2 separate regions of the Mus musculus genome follow, and region 2 is linked to region 1. The links are chromatin loops, found by intact Hi-C in ENCODE. Cell type or tissue: gastrocnemius. All regions are shown on one strand.

Evidence for each region. Peaks named below come from ENCODE experiments on the same cell type or tissue, not always from the same donor. Only the 100,000 strongest peaks of a DNase experiment are listed, where the experiment ranks them.
Region 2: a loop joins it to region 1, with 4 times the contacts of the local background. A loop is called at or near these places in 3 of 42 quality-filtered maps.

Annotation. Positions count from the first base shown.
Region 1 is chr13:59,580,496-59,588,495 of GRCm38, forward strand. Naa35 (N(alpha)-acetyltransferase 35, NatC auxiliary subunit) reads left to right here and starts at 4,838. Exons shown (of 23, transcript NM_030153.2): 1 at 4,838-4,964; 2 at 5,658-5,786. The coding sequence starts at 5,663. A230056J06Rik (RIKEN cDNA A230056J06 gene) reads right to left here and starts at 4,728. Exons shown (of 2, transcript NR_045633.1): 1 at 4,630-4,728; 2 at 1-2,735. In gastrocnemius, a CTCF peak has its summit at 4,111; DNase peaks (open chromatin) are centred at 2,478, 4,130 and 4,762; H3K4me3 peaks cover 2,150 bases; H3K27ac peaks cover 2,021 bases.
Region 2 is chr13:59,724,975-59,732,974 of GRCm38, forward strand. Spata31d1d (spermatogenesis associated 31 subfamily D, member 1D) reads right to left here and starts at 6,778. Exons shown (of 4, transcript NM_177711.3): 1 at 6,549-6,778; 2 at 5,807-5,849; 3 at 5,175-5,235; 4 at 951-4,443. The coding sequence starts at 6,746. The coding sequence ends at 1,002. In gastrocnemius, a CTCF peak has its summit at 3,646 (motif pointing left); DNase peaks (open chromatin) are centred at 3,620 and 3,953; H3K4me3 peaks cover 360 bases.

The DNA of each region.
Region 1 (8,000 bases):
GCTCCCCTGACTTTGATAGCTTACATTTCTGAGACACAGCCCGGGCTGCTGCGGGATTTGCAGGAGAATGTTGGGCCCTCCCTCAAATCAAACGTGTATAAAAGACTAACTAGCTTTGCAGGAAGAGAAGACTATACCTTCCACATTTCCACTCCATTATTTCAGTAGCTGTGAGCTGATTTTGTTGTTGTTTTGTTTCTTGAGACAAGCTCTCTTTAGTCCTAGCTATCCTGAAATTCATGATGTAGACCAGGCTGGCATAGAACTCACAGAGATCTGCCTGCTTCTGTTGCTTTTGTATGTAAGTACTTGTTAGCTAAGTACTATGATAAATTAATAATAAAACTTTGCTAATTATCTTCTTTCTACTTTTTTTTTTTTTTTTTTTTGAGACAGGATTTCATTGTAGGCACTGGTAGGCCTAGAACTCACTACGTAGACTAGGCTGGCCTAGAACTCACTACGGAGACCAGGCTGGCCTAGAACTCACTATGTAGACCAGGCTGGCCTCCAACTTACACAGCTCCTCCTACCTCCTGTGCCTCCTGTGTGCTGGGATTAAAGATGGGCACAGCCCTCTGGCAAGAGTTGATTTTTTTTTTTTTAACTTACAAATTTTGTGTATTGGGAGGAGTATGTGAGTGTGTGTGCAGATCCCATGGAGGCCAGAAGAGGGCATCAGGTACCTTGGAGCTGGACATACAGGTGGCTCTGAGTACCAAAATGAGTAAATCTATTGGCAGAGAAATGTCAAAACATAAAACGCTCTTCGTGATTGGCTACCCTTTTGAAAGTTGAACAGAGTTCTCCATAGATGCAGTCAGATAGGTAAGGATCAGACAGATCTTCCGTATTTAATTTTTAAAAGATAAAATGACCCATTTATAGCTTTGAAAAGTACCTGTGGTGCTTTGAATAGGAGTGGCCCACGTAGACTCATGTATTTGAGTGCTTGGTCCATAAGGAGTGGCATTGTTAGAGTAAGTGTGTCACTAGTGGGTGAGTTTTGAGGTCTCAGAAGCTAAAGTCCAGGCTCAGTGGCTCTTAGCTTTCCTGCTGCCAGTGCATCAAGATGTAGAACTCTCAGTTACTCTCTAACACCACGTCTGTCAGAGCGCCATCGTGCTTCCCACCGTGATAAATGACTAAACCTCTGAACTGTAAGTTATATATTAATATTAGTTAATTTTATTATTTTATTAATTAAATATTAAATTGATTAAATAAAATTAAGAGTTTAACTTTTCAACTCTATATAAGAGTTGAGGTGGTCATGGTGTCACTTCTCAGCAATAGAAATCCTAAGACGGTTCCATATGACAGGCAAACATGAATTTATATGATGAGGAATTTGGAATAGAGGAAGCCTTGAGTGACTATGTGTTGTAGACCTGGACACAGCCATGTAAAGAACTCTAAGATCTCTAGTTCATGGGACATTGGCAAAGCCAAGTCCGTGTATGGGCCAGGATGAAGAGGGGTGACAAAGTTCTCCTCACGAGTCCAGGTGTGATCATCACTGTGTGCAAATACTAATAACTTCAATAGTCCCACAAGTGTTAAATATTCCCGGAATGTGACTAAGTGAAGTACTAAGCCTCACTCTTGTATGGAGCCAAGAAAACCAGATGAGAAGTAATTTACGATGGAGCTGCAAAACACGGAAAAGAGCGATGCATTTTGGGATTTTGCAGTTCATGAAAGTCGGATTCTTACAACTCTGCAAGTGACAGTGCCTGTCCCTTGCTGGACTTGGTCTCAGGATAGGCCTAGGCAGGAGAATCACAAGTTTGAGGCTAGTCCGTCCTACACAGTCAACCCTTGTCTGAAAGTAAAAAGTAAAAAGACGACGGGAGGTGCAGTGAGTGGTGGGCTCTGCACAGGTGAGGCTGTGCCCAATCACAGTACCCCCAATTACAAAGCGTTACAAGTAAGAACACTGGGGATGGAGTATATTTAGACACCATCATAAAGCCAGGTTATCTATTTATCTATTCAATGTGGAGGAGTGAAAATGTTAATCTCTGTAAAAGACACAAGGGCAGAGGGAATGGGAAGAAGTAGACAGTACAGTTGAAAAGATGGGCAGATAGAGGAGCTGGACAATGGCTACTCCAAAAGGATGGGGTCACTTGCAGGACACACCTGCACCACTGCACATTCGAGAACTCACAGAAGCATCTCTAGAGATGAAGGGCAGGGCGAGGCTAAAGCAGGACTCCATGCTTAAGAAGCATACGATCTGACTTCTTCCCGGTTGTGTGGAGTTCCCTTCTGCCCCCGATCAATCCACTGAGAAGACTGTGAAAGGCGAAGCAAGCAGGGGGAGTTGTCAGCAGGGTGCGGCTTGGATAACAAAAGGATAACAAAGTACCCCATGCAAAAGAGTCCAGCAAAATGTCATAAAGGATTTGAGATTTGTCCTCCCTCAAGTCCCAGATTTCTTCTGCTACTCAACGGCTGGCGGCTGGCAGCTGGCAGATTCTGAGAGCAGGACTCGGTTGCAAAGCTCCAGGGACCTTTTGATGCCTACACTAAAGCTGTGCAGTATCCAGTTTGCACAGCCCATCCAGGAGGGCCTTGGGTTAGAGATGCCACCTCTCTGAAACTAAACCAGCTCATGACAAACAGCCCAGATGAATCCAGTGGTGTCAGCATTTGACAAGTCCCTGCAGGGAACACAATGGCTCCATCTACCATTTGAAAGCCAGCAGTCAGGACTTGAGAGACCTTTACTATGAAAGAGACATAAATACAGTCAGCATAGGATAAACAGAGACTCCACAGCCATGGATCTGGCTAAGGAATGAAAAACATCCAGAAAAATATTTTGAACATGCACAGAATAATGGAGTGATCCTTCCCTAAATAATACAGCAAACATTCAGAAGACATTTACATTGTAATAATCAAGTGATCTAGAGGTGAGAAAGTATATACGAGGGAGTTAGGAATTTATCTTAGTGTAGAACTAAGGCTCTAGGTTAAATTGCCAGGGAAACACACACACACACACACACACACACACACACACACACAGAGCTTTTATGTCCTCTCATTTTATTTTATTATTATTTATTTATTTATTTGTTGTTTTTTTTTTTTCGAGACAGGGTTTCTCTGCATAGCCCTGGCTGTCCTGGAACTCACTTTGTAGACCAGGCTGGCCTCGAATTCAGAAATCCTCCTGCCTCTGCCTTCCAAGTGCTGGGATTAAAGGCGTGTGCCACCACTGCCCGGCTTTATTTTATTTTTTTTAAAGATTTATTATATTTATGGGTGCACTGTAACTGTCTTTAGAGACACAAGAAGAGGGCACCAAACCCCTTTACAGATGGTTGTGAGCCACCATATGGTTGCTGGGAATTGAACTCAGGACCTCTGGAAGAGCAATTGGTGCTCTTAAACACTGAGTCATCTCTCAAGCCCATATATCCTCTTATTTTTTAAAAAGATCTATTTATGTGTCTACTTGAGTGTACAGCACCCGTATGCCAGTGCACTTCTGGACCACACTTACAGGTAGCTGTGCTACCTCCAGTGGGTCCTGGGAATGGAACTTAAGTTCTGTGGAAGAACAGGAAGCACTCTTAACCTATGATCCATCTCTACAGCCGCCCCCTCCATGAATCTTTATCAAATTAGTGTTTGTCACGCCCTTATACACAATATTGAACAAATCAGATGAACCCTGTTCACATTTTTCTAGGTTTCTTCTGGAGTCTCAAAAGGTCATTAAACCAGTTTGTGCGATTTCTTTACTCATTCTCCTCTTCTAAGGAGAACTAACTACATGCCTTACGTTTTTAGGGCAATTTAAACGAAAACAAAGTTCTTGTCCTCAGGAAATACACTCCATGGGGGAAACAATTTTTAAAAAATTTAAACAATCAACATGAAGTCCGAGGATACAGCCCAATGACAGATTGCTTGTGTACTCTTACTGAGTGTTAGCTCTCAACCCTGGGACAAATGCTAACGGAGATACCTATTTAACATGTATAGGCGGAACGGAACGTTCTCCTAGAATCCCAGTCTCTACCTGGTAGAAGCTATGGCTGGCATACCCGGCCCCCTTACTCCAGCACAGGGGCTGGGCTGCACTGCCCCCCAGCTGCCTTCGCAGACATTTTGGTTACCTGGTTCTTCTCTTACCCCTTCCCCTGGCCCCTTGGTCTCCCCGCTCTCCTCTCTGCTCTCCTCCCGTGAGCCGGCTCAGGGTCACATTCCCTCTGGACCCTTCTGGATGTCTGACTCTGGCTATGCTCTCCTTCATACCTACACTCAACCTTCTCCTCCACCATACTTAGAAGCAGTCGTGTCCTTTTTAAATATTTTTATTTTTTCATTAATTAAAGGACCTGGGTTCCTTTCCAAACACCACCCACATCCACACCCAATCTACTTTATGTCAGGATTATTAAGATAAAACTAAAACATCTGAGTTTGGAAGAAACGTGCTAGCAAGCTCGATGTAAATGTCTTATTTTTCTTTCCTTTACAAAGTGCTTGCGCGCTGAATGCAAGACATAATAAATAAGGTCAGTTTGCACAACCACAAAACAGCAATACGGCCGGCAGCTGGCCCCTCCCCGGAAGCCCTACCCCTCCCCTTCACCCTTGAGTCACCTTAAAGAGTTTCCCAGGAAGCACTCCAGGCTCCGCCTCTCTCTGGGTTCCGCCCACGGCCGGGTCTCGGCCGGAGGGGAGGAAAATGGTGCATGGTTTCCGGTCTCGCGATGTGCTATAATCCCGCGAGAAGAGAGGATGCGCGCCTACCCGGATGCGGCGGCCTAGGTGAGGGAGGGGGCGTGGTCGGTGCGCGGAGTCCCGAAAGTCGGGAGCCGGGAGCGCGCGCCCAGGGCGTACGCATGCGTGCACGCGGCCGGCGGGGCGGGGCTGCGAGGGGAGGGGGCGGCGGCGGCGACGGTATTGTCGGTGTCGTTATCTCCGTGGCGCGGACGGTGCGTTTTGACGCGGGTGGTCGTGGGAAAGTATCCGGGGTGGCCCAAGTGGGGCCGGTACGACCCCGAAGTCCGCCGTGGCGGATCTCAGGGAGTGGGCACCGGCGGCCGGTTCCTCGCCGCGCCTCGGGTCGGAGCCGAGGGCGCGCGCCGGGAGGCCGGGCTGTGCCCGTGTCGCCCGGGCGACGAGGGCCGCCTGCTGCCGGTTCCCCGCGTGGACCGGTCTCCGCCTCGATCTCGGTCTCAGTGGCGCTCGGCCCGCGGTGGGCCAGGGTCTCTGCGGAGGCGCCTGCAGGGCGAGGCAAGGCCCTGGTCTTGCGAAGCCCGCCAGGTGAAGGATGCTCGGTCGCTGCCGAGCTTTGAGGGTGGCTCTGATTCCCGGAGGCCGGGCTTGACAGCCGGCGTCTCCGGACTTGTAGTCTTGGGCTGGGATGCTTGAAGATCTCTGGAGGGATTGGAAGAAGTTGTGAGTCCTGGCAAGTGCGAATCAGTGCGGGAGCAGCAGCCCGGTTTATGTGAGGTCAGGTTGCTCAAAGCTAGGTGGTTGGGTTTTGTTTGTTTGTTTTTGCAGAATTCAAAGGCGTTCTGCCTGCAGAGTTTTGGAAGTCTTTCACCCAACACTTGGGGCAGTTTTGCAGCTCCTGTGCCTGCCAAAGCTATATTCCCAGCCTCACACCAATGTTCCCTTTGCAGGCATCATGGTTATGAAAGCTACTGTAGACGACGATGCTTCGGGATGGGAGCTCGGGGTCCCGGAAAAAATGGAAAAAAGTAGCACAAGCTGGGTGGACATAACCCAGGATTTTGAAGATGCTTGTCGAGGTGAGTTTTGAATTTGGGGGCTTTTTGGTTCAAAGCCTGGGGCAGGATACATGAGGTTTTCTCAACTTTGACTTAAAAAAAGAAAGAAAGAAAGAATAAGAAAAAAAAGAAAGACAACCTTGTGATTTTTTTTTTTTTTTTTTTTTTACTCAGATTTGTCGTTTTGTTTTTGAGAACGTGTCCTGTAGCCCAGGCTGACAATGTTCTTGTTGTGGAGATGACCTTGAGTTTCCTGCTCCTCTTGGATATTGAGATTACAAGCCTGGAGTATGATGTCAGGCTCAGTGTTGATAACCATACATTACTCTGCTCTTTGCTTTTTTACTTTTGGTCTAAAGCAAATGTATATCGGGTAAAACTTTAAATACGGATGTTGGCGATTTTTTTAAAGAGAGATTTTTCTTTCTGTATTTGTACATATGTGTGAGGGTGCTCACACTTGAGTGCATGTGGATGGCAGAATAAGGCGTTGGATCCCTTGGAGATGGAGTTATAGGCCTTTTCAGGAATCCTGGCTTATGCTGGGGTTTGAACTCTGGTTCTCATGATTGTGTACCAAATGCTCTTTCCGGCTCCTTGACAGTTTTCTCCTAAAGTTTCCTAACTTCAACAGGTTAGATAATCAGTCCGTGATAGCAGTGCCTACCTGTACACACACTTAACTGGGCACAAGAATTTTTGCGTATTTGAGATTTAAAAATGACCGTGTCCTATTGTTCTCTTTAAGATCCTCTGGTGACTTCCCAGGCTTCTCCGGCATGGTTTCCTAAGTTCTGGGCTGTTTCCTCCCATTGCCCTGTCCTTCCCACTCTTATCCCAGTGAATACCAAGGTGCCTTGCCTGGCTCTGTGAACTGTGTTCCCTGCACCTTGAGTTACTTTGTATCAGACCACTGTGTATGGCTTTTGCACATCTTATGTATCTTTCCTGGTGAAGGCTCACAAGGGCACCTGTAAGCAGATAACCTGTAAACAGATAGGCTAAAGGGCATCTTAATTGAGCCACCCTGTTTATCACCAGGATTGTAGGTGTTTGTGCTTTATTTACCCTGATAGGAGCTTGATAGTGGCAGAGATCGTGGGTATAACTGTAGAATATAGAGCTGTGTATGGCACATAGTAGGGCCACAGTGTTTGGTAATAACTAGATTTAGTGGCATGTACTAGTAGTGCCATTAGTAGTCTTAGCTACTTGGGTGTTTGAGTCAGGATCACTTGAAGCTGAGAAGTGCAAGACTGTTGTGAGCGGTGTAGACTTCCCTCTGTAAGAACACTCTTCCCTCCCCAGCAGCAAGTGTTTAGAGTGACACACATGAGTGTGTGCAGTCTAAGGGACAGACTGGAGGACGAGAGGAAGGAGTCAGCAGTGAGAGAGCTTGGACTGAGAGAGGATGGGTTCAAGGCCGGGTACTGAGTAAAGGCATAGGATGAGTGGTGCTGGGGTCGGGAAAGTGAGCCGAGAGACTGGGTAAGGTGGTGCAGATAAGGGAGAGTGGGAAGCTTGGGTGGTTAGGTGTTCCTTCCTGACCCATGTGCTTGCCAGCCAGGTCTTTGGTAGTAACAAGGTGGTTTTGAAGGAGAGGAGTGAAGACTGGGTGCAGCACCAGGTAGAAAGGAAGCCAGCCGGGGCTAGAAACCATGTGCCTTCTGTCCCTTTGATGGTTCAAACTACATGTCCACTTCAAGTTTGTCTCAGTGAGAAAGTAGAAGAACCCTGGACTAAGTCTCCCCTGTAAGTCTACTGCTCTATGTCTACCAGGAGGAGAGCTGTGTTATATGGCAGGTTTTATGCTCAGATGTTGGGGTGACTAAATGGTTCACATCTGTCATTGTGTTCTTTTTTTCTTAAAGTCATCTCTGTTGGACAGCTGGCGTCATGAGCCTTAAGTGGGAAAGGGTGAAGTTGTGTCTTAAAGGAAAAGTCTCATTTCTGTAAGTGAAGGTGAGGACAAGACCCTAGAGTGAGCTAAACTGAATTGCCTTTGTCGACCCTAAATAACTGCCTGGCCACAGAACAGTGTTTAGGTTCAGTGCTGTTGCTTTGTTGGTTTGAGCTTGTTTTTTGGGCAGTGGGAAAGGTTTCGAGCCTGAGATTTCAAGTGTATTTTTCTTGATGTTTATAGTTTACATATAGATAACAAGTTTTCTCATCACATTTTCATATGTACTCATTTTGGTTGATTCTCTTTTATGTCACTTCTCTCCCTCTCTCCCC
Region 2 (8,000 bases), 140 kb after region 1:
AGGACTTAGCTTACTAGTGTGTGTTGGTTAACACTAACTAGCCAGGCTGGTGGGGCAAGACAACATGAGTTAGGATAAATGTAGGCTGATGGGTGGGGCAGACCTATGGGTTGCCAAGGTTCCTTAGTAGCCTAGGAGAATATTAGGTAGTTGTGCTGGCTAGTTTTCTATCAACTTGACACAGACTTGAGTCATCTGCGGGGAGGGAACCCCAGTTGATAAAATGCCTCATTTTAAGATTGGGCTTCAGGCAAGCTTGTAGGACATTTTCTTAATTAATGATTGATGGAGGGTCCAGTCCCTCCAACTGATAGGAGGGAGCAGGTGGTCCTGGGTTCTATAAGAAAGCAGGCCGAGCAAGCCAGCAAGCAGCAGCAGCAGCAGCAGCTCTTGAGTTTGCTTCCTTCCCTCAGTGGACGTTAACTTGGGATATGTAAGCCAAATAAGCCTTTCGAGTGGCTTTTGGTCATGATGTTTCATCCTAGCAACACAAACCCAAACAGGCTGAAGAAAATGACTCGGGAAGAGAGCTGTCTCTCTGGGTTGGTTTTCCAGAGTCAAAACCACTCTGAGAGGATGAACTGTTTTTTGCAGGTGACACATCTTAGGGTAAGGAGGCCCTCGCTCTCAAGGATATGAGAGTCAATGAGGGGGAGGTGTGGGCTGCTGCACATCAGCACTAAGGCTGAGCTGAGAGTTAGGAAGCCAGCTGGACCAAAAGTTCTTCTCAAGGCTCATCACATCCATTCCTAACAAGAGCACAGGGAGCCAGGCCACCTCAGAGGCACACAATGAAATTGGTGAGAGCTGAATGAACCCAGCCCTTTCCCTAAACACGAGCCCTGTGTTTTCCTAAAATCCACTCCATGCACAGCACACACACACACGCACACACACACACACACACACACACACACACACGCACGCACACACACACCACACAAAAGACATTACTTTATGAAAACATTTATTGAGGGTGCTGAGTACTGTTAAGAGGTGGATTATTTCTGGGGGACAAAAGCTTTTCCTCTGAAATTCTGAGCCAGAATTTTCTGTTCACATAACCGGGACATGTCGGCCAACATAGTCCCTACAGCAAAGGGGGGTGTCCCCTGAGGAACTTTCCCAGCTCGACTCCACAGGAGATTTTGGCGCAGTTCTGACTCTCTGTGGGACGCGGATGGGCGAGGCTGTAAAGCCTCACATTTCTGGGGCTGTCTGGCCCTTTCTGCCACGCATCTCTTTTGATCAACAAAAGCAGCGGCCTGATTGTGGAACCTGGGACTTGGCACTTTAGAGACCGGTGCTGGGGGGTGGAGCTGGCGTCCCTGGACTGGGTCTGTTGGGACGCAATACTCTCTCTTCGGCTTAGTTTTTACAGGCTTGGTGGGCGGAGATACGGGCACGCGGGGGCGCATGGTATCTGCCGCACCATGCCTGTGCCCCGGTTGCTCCTTGGGGACCTTCCCAAAGTCTCTCAGGGCTTTCTGAGCTACAGTGTTCCCAGGAAAGGTAGCTCTCCCCTTTTGTTCCGGGTCGTGTGCTGGTGACGGTGGGGAAGTGCCCCTTTTCAGGAGTGCTTCCTGTCCTTTGCATTTTCTGTCAGGAGAAAGCCACTGGAAAAAGTGTTTGACCTGCTTCCTGAAGTGATGCTCAGGAGGAGACAGGGCCTTCACGGGCGGTGACGGTGGGATCGGTCTTTTCCCATGATTCCCCGGGGTCGGGCTATCCTGCGCACGGTGAATCTTCCCACTGGGTTGTAACGTCTCAGGCCCTGCAACCCCTTCTATTTTCCACGACCTCTTGGCAGATTGAGGGCTGTCCTTGTTCAGACCCTTGCCTAAGGAGTGAGCAGGCATCTCAGGCTCCTGTGGCTGCACCTGAACTGCATTGGTGAGAGCGCTGGAAGGCATCTGATCATGAATGGGTAAAGGTGTGTGAGTGAGTTTATCTGAGACAGGGAGCATGACTTTTGGGGGCTCTGAAGCTTGGATGGGCTGACGGTTTTCTGATTCGGATTTCTCCTCCCTGGTCACCTGACAACTAAAGTCAGATGCCTGAATGTCCGGGGGACCTGATATTCCTTCCGGGGCTCTTCCAGCTAACTGGGTTCTTTGTGTGCTTGGTGTATTCCCATCTCCATCTTTAGCACTCTTGCACTGGCTGGCTTTCGAGATCTTGGTAGGTCGTGGTTGAAGGCCACCGAGCTGCTCTTTGACTATGTTACTGACCTTGTTGGATACAAATACGTGTTTGTCATCCATCTTTGTCCCTTGAGGCCCCTGGACTATTTTGCTAGAACTTAGGCTCTTACCCACTGGCATGGGGCCAGCCTTAGCCAACATTTTGGGCACATCTGGGCTGGGTTTTTTGGCTTCTGACTCCTTCAGGATGGTGGTGTCTAAGACAACAGATGTCTGCTGCACGCCAGGCACTGTAATTCTGTGTACGCTTTTGGTATCTTCATCCTTGATATCAGAAGGTGACTGTCTCTCAGCCTTTTTTTCTTCCTTGCCCACACATGGCTTAAAATGAAGGGGACGATGCTTTAATCTGGACAGAGTGACAGGGACCTGATCCTCATTGGTTCCATCGATGTGGCTTTTCAAATGTTCTTTCGGAGGAGTTTCAAATTTTTTCCGACATTGGCTTACCTGTGAGGTCTCTGAAGATTGATCTGACAGACTGCCTGAGTGGCCCTGTAGGTTCTCATGGTCAGATGGCAGGCTGTTGTCTAGAGCAGTCTTGGAGTTACTGCAGATATATTTTTGGATAATCTCTAGAGTCTGTTCGTGTGCTTTTACTGTTTTTCTCTCTACAGAAACAGACTTCTCTTGGGGGCTTCCAGATTGGTTCGACACAGTGTTGGGCCAGGCTTTGTTGTCTTTGTGCTTAAAGCCAGAGAGCCCAGAGCTGCTCTTAGATGCTTCTGAAGGGTCAGGATTTGCCCACAGCTGCGACTTATAGATCCCCTGAGGCAGGCCCCAGCGCTGTAGGATGAGCCTCTTTCGAAGGTGCTGCTCGAACATCTTCTGGAACCCGTCAGCCAGGGGGAAGTCTCTAGGAGGAACGGACCTGGGAGTTTGGAGCTTGGAGGACTTTATGGCCAGGGAGAGCTTTGAAGGAAGGAGGGAAAGTTCTTCCTGAGGTTTTTGGACCACAGAGGGTAAAGCCCACTCCCTCTCCGGGTCTTTCGCCATCATGTTGTACTCTAGGTGGTGGATTTCCGATTGCAATAGAGCTTTTGCCTCCTGGGATCTGCGGAAATACACACCGCAAACCCTAACCTGAGATTGAGAGGACGGTGACGGCCCTGGGAGTGTTTGAAGCTGGGAGTGGGGTGTGGCAAGCTGGATGCTCTGGTACTGAGATTGAGTCAAGGTCTGTGATTGTCTCTCAGGCAAGGGCAGAGGTGAGGGGGGAGCCAGGGCCGGGGAGTCTGTGGTCCTGTTGAACCAGATGCACATGGAAGAGCAGTGAGATGACAGTGTAGTGATACAGCTCATGGACTCGCTGTGGAGATAAGGGAGGCCCCAGAAGTGCTGCATGGGCATGGCCTCTAACTGGCCCCCAGAGCTCTGCACTTGAGCAAGCCCCTGCTGAGGATTGAGCTCGCTGAGTATGACTCTGCTGCCCCCTAGGGGAAAGGAGGCTCCTAGGTTCTGCTCAGCAGTTGGTTCTGCTTCTCCTTCCCTGTCCTTCAGTGTAAGAACGTCAGCCTGGCTTTCCTCTTGTCTCTCAAGTATTTTCAGGACTTTCTGGGGCACTGTGAAATGGGGTGAGGCTTGTCCCCGCCAAAAATCTTCAGAAGAGCAGTGGTTGGGTATCTCTTGGTTAACTAAGCATTTTAACTGGGATGGGGAGGAGCTCTGAGCACCAGGCTGCTGCTGGTAGGACACTGGCAAGGCATCACAAGTTGTTGTTGCATGGAGAAACTGGTCACCATGGCTGCCAGCCAAGGAGAGAATGTCTTCCGGTCTTAAAGGCCCTTCTGTTTGCTGAGCTGCAGGATGTGCCACGGAAGGAGACTTGGGAAGTGGGTGAGGTAGGAGGTGATCCAGTGGGAAACCAGTGCTTGTGAGAGTGGGCTCTGGTGGCAGAGAGTCACCCTGTGGTGTGCCCAAAAGGGTGTCTTCCAAGGGGGTGAACGTGCTAGTTGAGAGAATGGAGGGAGGAGGGGGAGAAGGTGCAACTGAAAAAGATGAGAGCTGATATCCCGAAGGGCTTGGGGAGAGGGAAGAAGAGAGAGTGAATGAGGCCTCAGTCACAGAAGCTGTGGAGGCCATGGAAGCCATACTGGATGCAGAGGCAGAGCAGTCTTCTAGGCTGGCCCATGAGAGCAGTCGCCTGACCTTCACTGTGGCTCCATTGCACACATCACAACGGGGATCCTGACAAAGCGCTTGCCGGAAGTAGAAGGGGTCGTAGAGCTGCCCACAGGGGCTGAAGAACACACAAAGTTCAGATCTGTAGTCAGGACCTGGGTTCCAGTTAGCTTTACCTGTCAACTTGACATAACCTAGGCTTTACCTGAGAGAAGAGACTCTGTGGAGGGATTGCCTAGATAAGACAGGCCTGCGGGAAGGTTGTCTTGGCTGTTTGAAGGCCCGGCCCATCCCTAGGCAGATGGTGCTGCCGTGTTTAAGAAAACTAGTTGACTATGAACCTACCTCCACTTGAGCTAGCAAGCAGTACTCCCCACAGTGCTTGGATGTGAAGTAGGTTGCTCACATCCTTGCTTGGAGGCAATGATGTGTACAGTAGCAGTCAGGTCTGCCTTCAAGTTCCTGCCTTGACTTCCCTCAACAAGTGAGCATGGTCTGGATGTGTAGGCTGAAGGAAACCTTTGTTCCTTAAAGTCCCTTTTGGTTAGGGTGTTTTATCACACCGACAGATTCAAAACTAGGACAACCAGCACGCATAAAAAAGAAGGTCTACCAGCCCATTTGGGGTGCGGATACCCGAAGCTTTTGTGCTTATTCCTCTTGCTCTGTCCTTGGCCACCAGGGAGGCTGCAGTCTCACCCCATACCCCCAGTTTATACACTTATTCCTTTGCTCCTTTAGCTATCCCTTCCCATGACAAGAGTAGGCTATGCTAAGTCCCCGGGACACATTGACCTTGGGGTGGGGTTTTGGGGGGACAGGCGGTGAAGGAAAGGCGTTAAGAGTCACCTTTGCACAACAGCTTGCAGCTTCCTCCGCTCCCGAGCTTCTCCATGGAAGTTTCTGAATTCTGGAAGGCAGGGGTATGGGTTGTTTGGAATGAAAGACAAAGATGTGGGCATCGCATCTCTTCTAAGGGAAACACCTGAGCTACTGTAGTCTGATATCAGGAAACAGGAGACGTGGTGACGTCACTGGCAACAGTGCCAGCAACACCTGCTCACCCGTGTTTCTTCACGAGCATCAGTCATCTCAGTCTCCCGTGTTTCTTCATGGACACCCCACACAGGAGCTCCCAAGCTGGGCTTCCTCAGAGATGGCTGAGCATCCAGGTGTGAAGTACACACATGATACTAGGAGTGGGAGCTGGGGCTCCCAAATAACCCGTAGTCCTCCCTAGATGCCTCCTGTGCTCACCGCATGGGCAGCACCTACTGCCCAGGTCAGGTATCATTGCTTCCTGCCTGTGGTGAGCTGAGGGGGGACACAGGGCTCCTCCTCAGTCTTCTCTGAGGGCTCTATTGCCAGGGACAGAGTGTGTGCCTGGTGACGGAATAGCCTCAGATCATGGAACTGGACGCTTATGGAAATGACAGGAAGAAAGAAACTGGGGTGGTAAGACCTTCGAGCTGGGAGCCTACCATTAAATGACGCTCTCCTTTCCCGCTTAGCTCTGCCTTGTTGCTGTGAACAAAAAGAAAACATATTTTTTTTCCTGATGTTTTCCCTAGGATCCCCAAAACGTCCATTAACCAAGAACATTATAATTTCCCATCAAGCGAGTTTAATGCCTATCTTTATTATTATTTACTTTCAAAGGTAATAGAATATTTTCAGGTTTTTCCTTCTTTAGGAAAAACAAAGGAAGATTTTCATCTGCAAGTTTCAGGCTGGGAATATCAAGATGACGTCCTGAGCTGAGCAGCACAGACTCTGGGGCCAGGGCTCTGGTGATGCTGCCCCTGAGACACTTTCAAAGCTCAGGCTCCAGATTCTGCTCAGAGGTCCCTTGTAGCCATAGTTGGAAGGCCAGGAGAAGGGGGCTGAAGGAACATATTGAGGCAGGACTGGGGCCTGGGACCCAATGTCAGCAGACACAGTTCTCTTTTAGAAAGCCTGACGCCTGGAGCCAAGCCATTAAGACCAGGAATGGGTGCTTTACACTGGACATGGACACCCAGGGAGGGAGGCTATAGATCAGATGAAACTAATGCCTTCCATCCCAGGCTTCCTGCTCTAAGTCCGCAGTGCTCTCTCCTCTCCACAGTATCGTAACAGCTCAGGTACTGCGCTCAGACAGCCAAACTCACTGGATAACATGAAAGTAGAAAAAGCGACTACAAAAGAAGAGAGTGCCCCCAGGAAGTCTCCGTACAGCCTTACCTTCCTGACTCCTTGGCTGGTCTGTGTGGGTAAGAAGGGTTTCAGTATCAGGTACCTTAGGAACAAAAACAGCAGCCCAAGTACACTCAGAATGATGCATTTGGGGTAAATGTCCACGAAGATGGAGCCAATGCTCAACCATGATTCCTTAGCGCTAGTTAGAATGGAGCTATTGAGAATGGAGAGAACCTTTTTCATAGTGTGAATCTCAGGGGCTGCCTAAGGCAGCTGAGAGCTGAGGCTGTAAGTGGGCAGGCCTGCATCACAGAGCAGGGAAGAGTCATAGAGCCATTGTGAGGGCGGGGAGGAGGCTAAGCCCTCAGTCCCCGCCCCGCCCCACCCCCACCCCAGCCCCTTCATGCCCCCACCCTGATTTCATCACTTCTACAGGGAACTTTTCCGTTTGCTCCCTCTGTGTCTGGGGCTTCACCACAGGCCTTCACTGTTTGCAGCTCTTGAACTGGACCCACGTAGTTCTCCTGCCTACAAACCCTGACATGGGATCTTCCTTGAAACGTTTGCTGTTGTTTGGTTGGCCTCAACAGGAACACTGTCTTCCCACATATCTTCAGGACCATTTTCCCTCTCACCAAATTAGCTACAAGACGGACTTCCTTTTCCACGTCTTTACTTGTAGAGATCCTGGTAGGCAAGCTGAATAGACATGGGAGAACTTGTGCGAGCTTGAGTAGGCTGGGCACACAAATGCCCAATGACCAACTTTTGTGTTTGAGTCATCTTGCAGTGTCTTCAGTCAGAGGGACAGACTAAAATCGCCAAGCTGTCATAAATTCGGGATATACATAGTGAAAATTTCAAGCCTTCTTTTGAATATGATTACACTGTTTGCTTTTGGTGGCCATGCAGTTGGGAAGCCAGGTCAGGAAGGATTCGGGTTAGTCACAGAATGGGCTGTGTTGGGTGGTATAGGATAGAGAGGGGGACAGTATCAGATAGCAGTCCACCTAGCTGCAGTCTTAGGAAACCCAGCAGGCTGTGTGATCTGTGGATTGTTGGGAGTTAAGTATGCTTTACAGACCTGGATGAGGTAGAGATCCTGGTAAGCAAGCTGAATAGAAACCAGAGAATTCTTGTGAGCAGGGGGAACTGTATACAAACGGATACATTGTATATCTATTTTGGTAGGCAAATGTATATTTGTGGGATGGTCAGGCTGGGTAGAGTTGAGCACCTGGGGATGGAGCAGTCTGGGTAGGAGGGAAGCTGAGGGACGGTGTGTGTCAGATCCTGGAAAAGCAGGTAACTATTGGATGGCGGGGTGAGCTGGCAGGTCAGCAGGAAGTGTATCAGGGTGAGATGAAGACCAGGGATGACAATGATGGTCGGTTACTGTGAACTAAACTGGGTTGGGGAACTGTATTGAATATGGTGAGATAGGAACCAAGGCTTCTGGGAAGACTAGGCTAACAAGTGGAATGGCAGAGTAGGCTA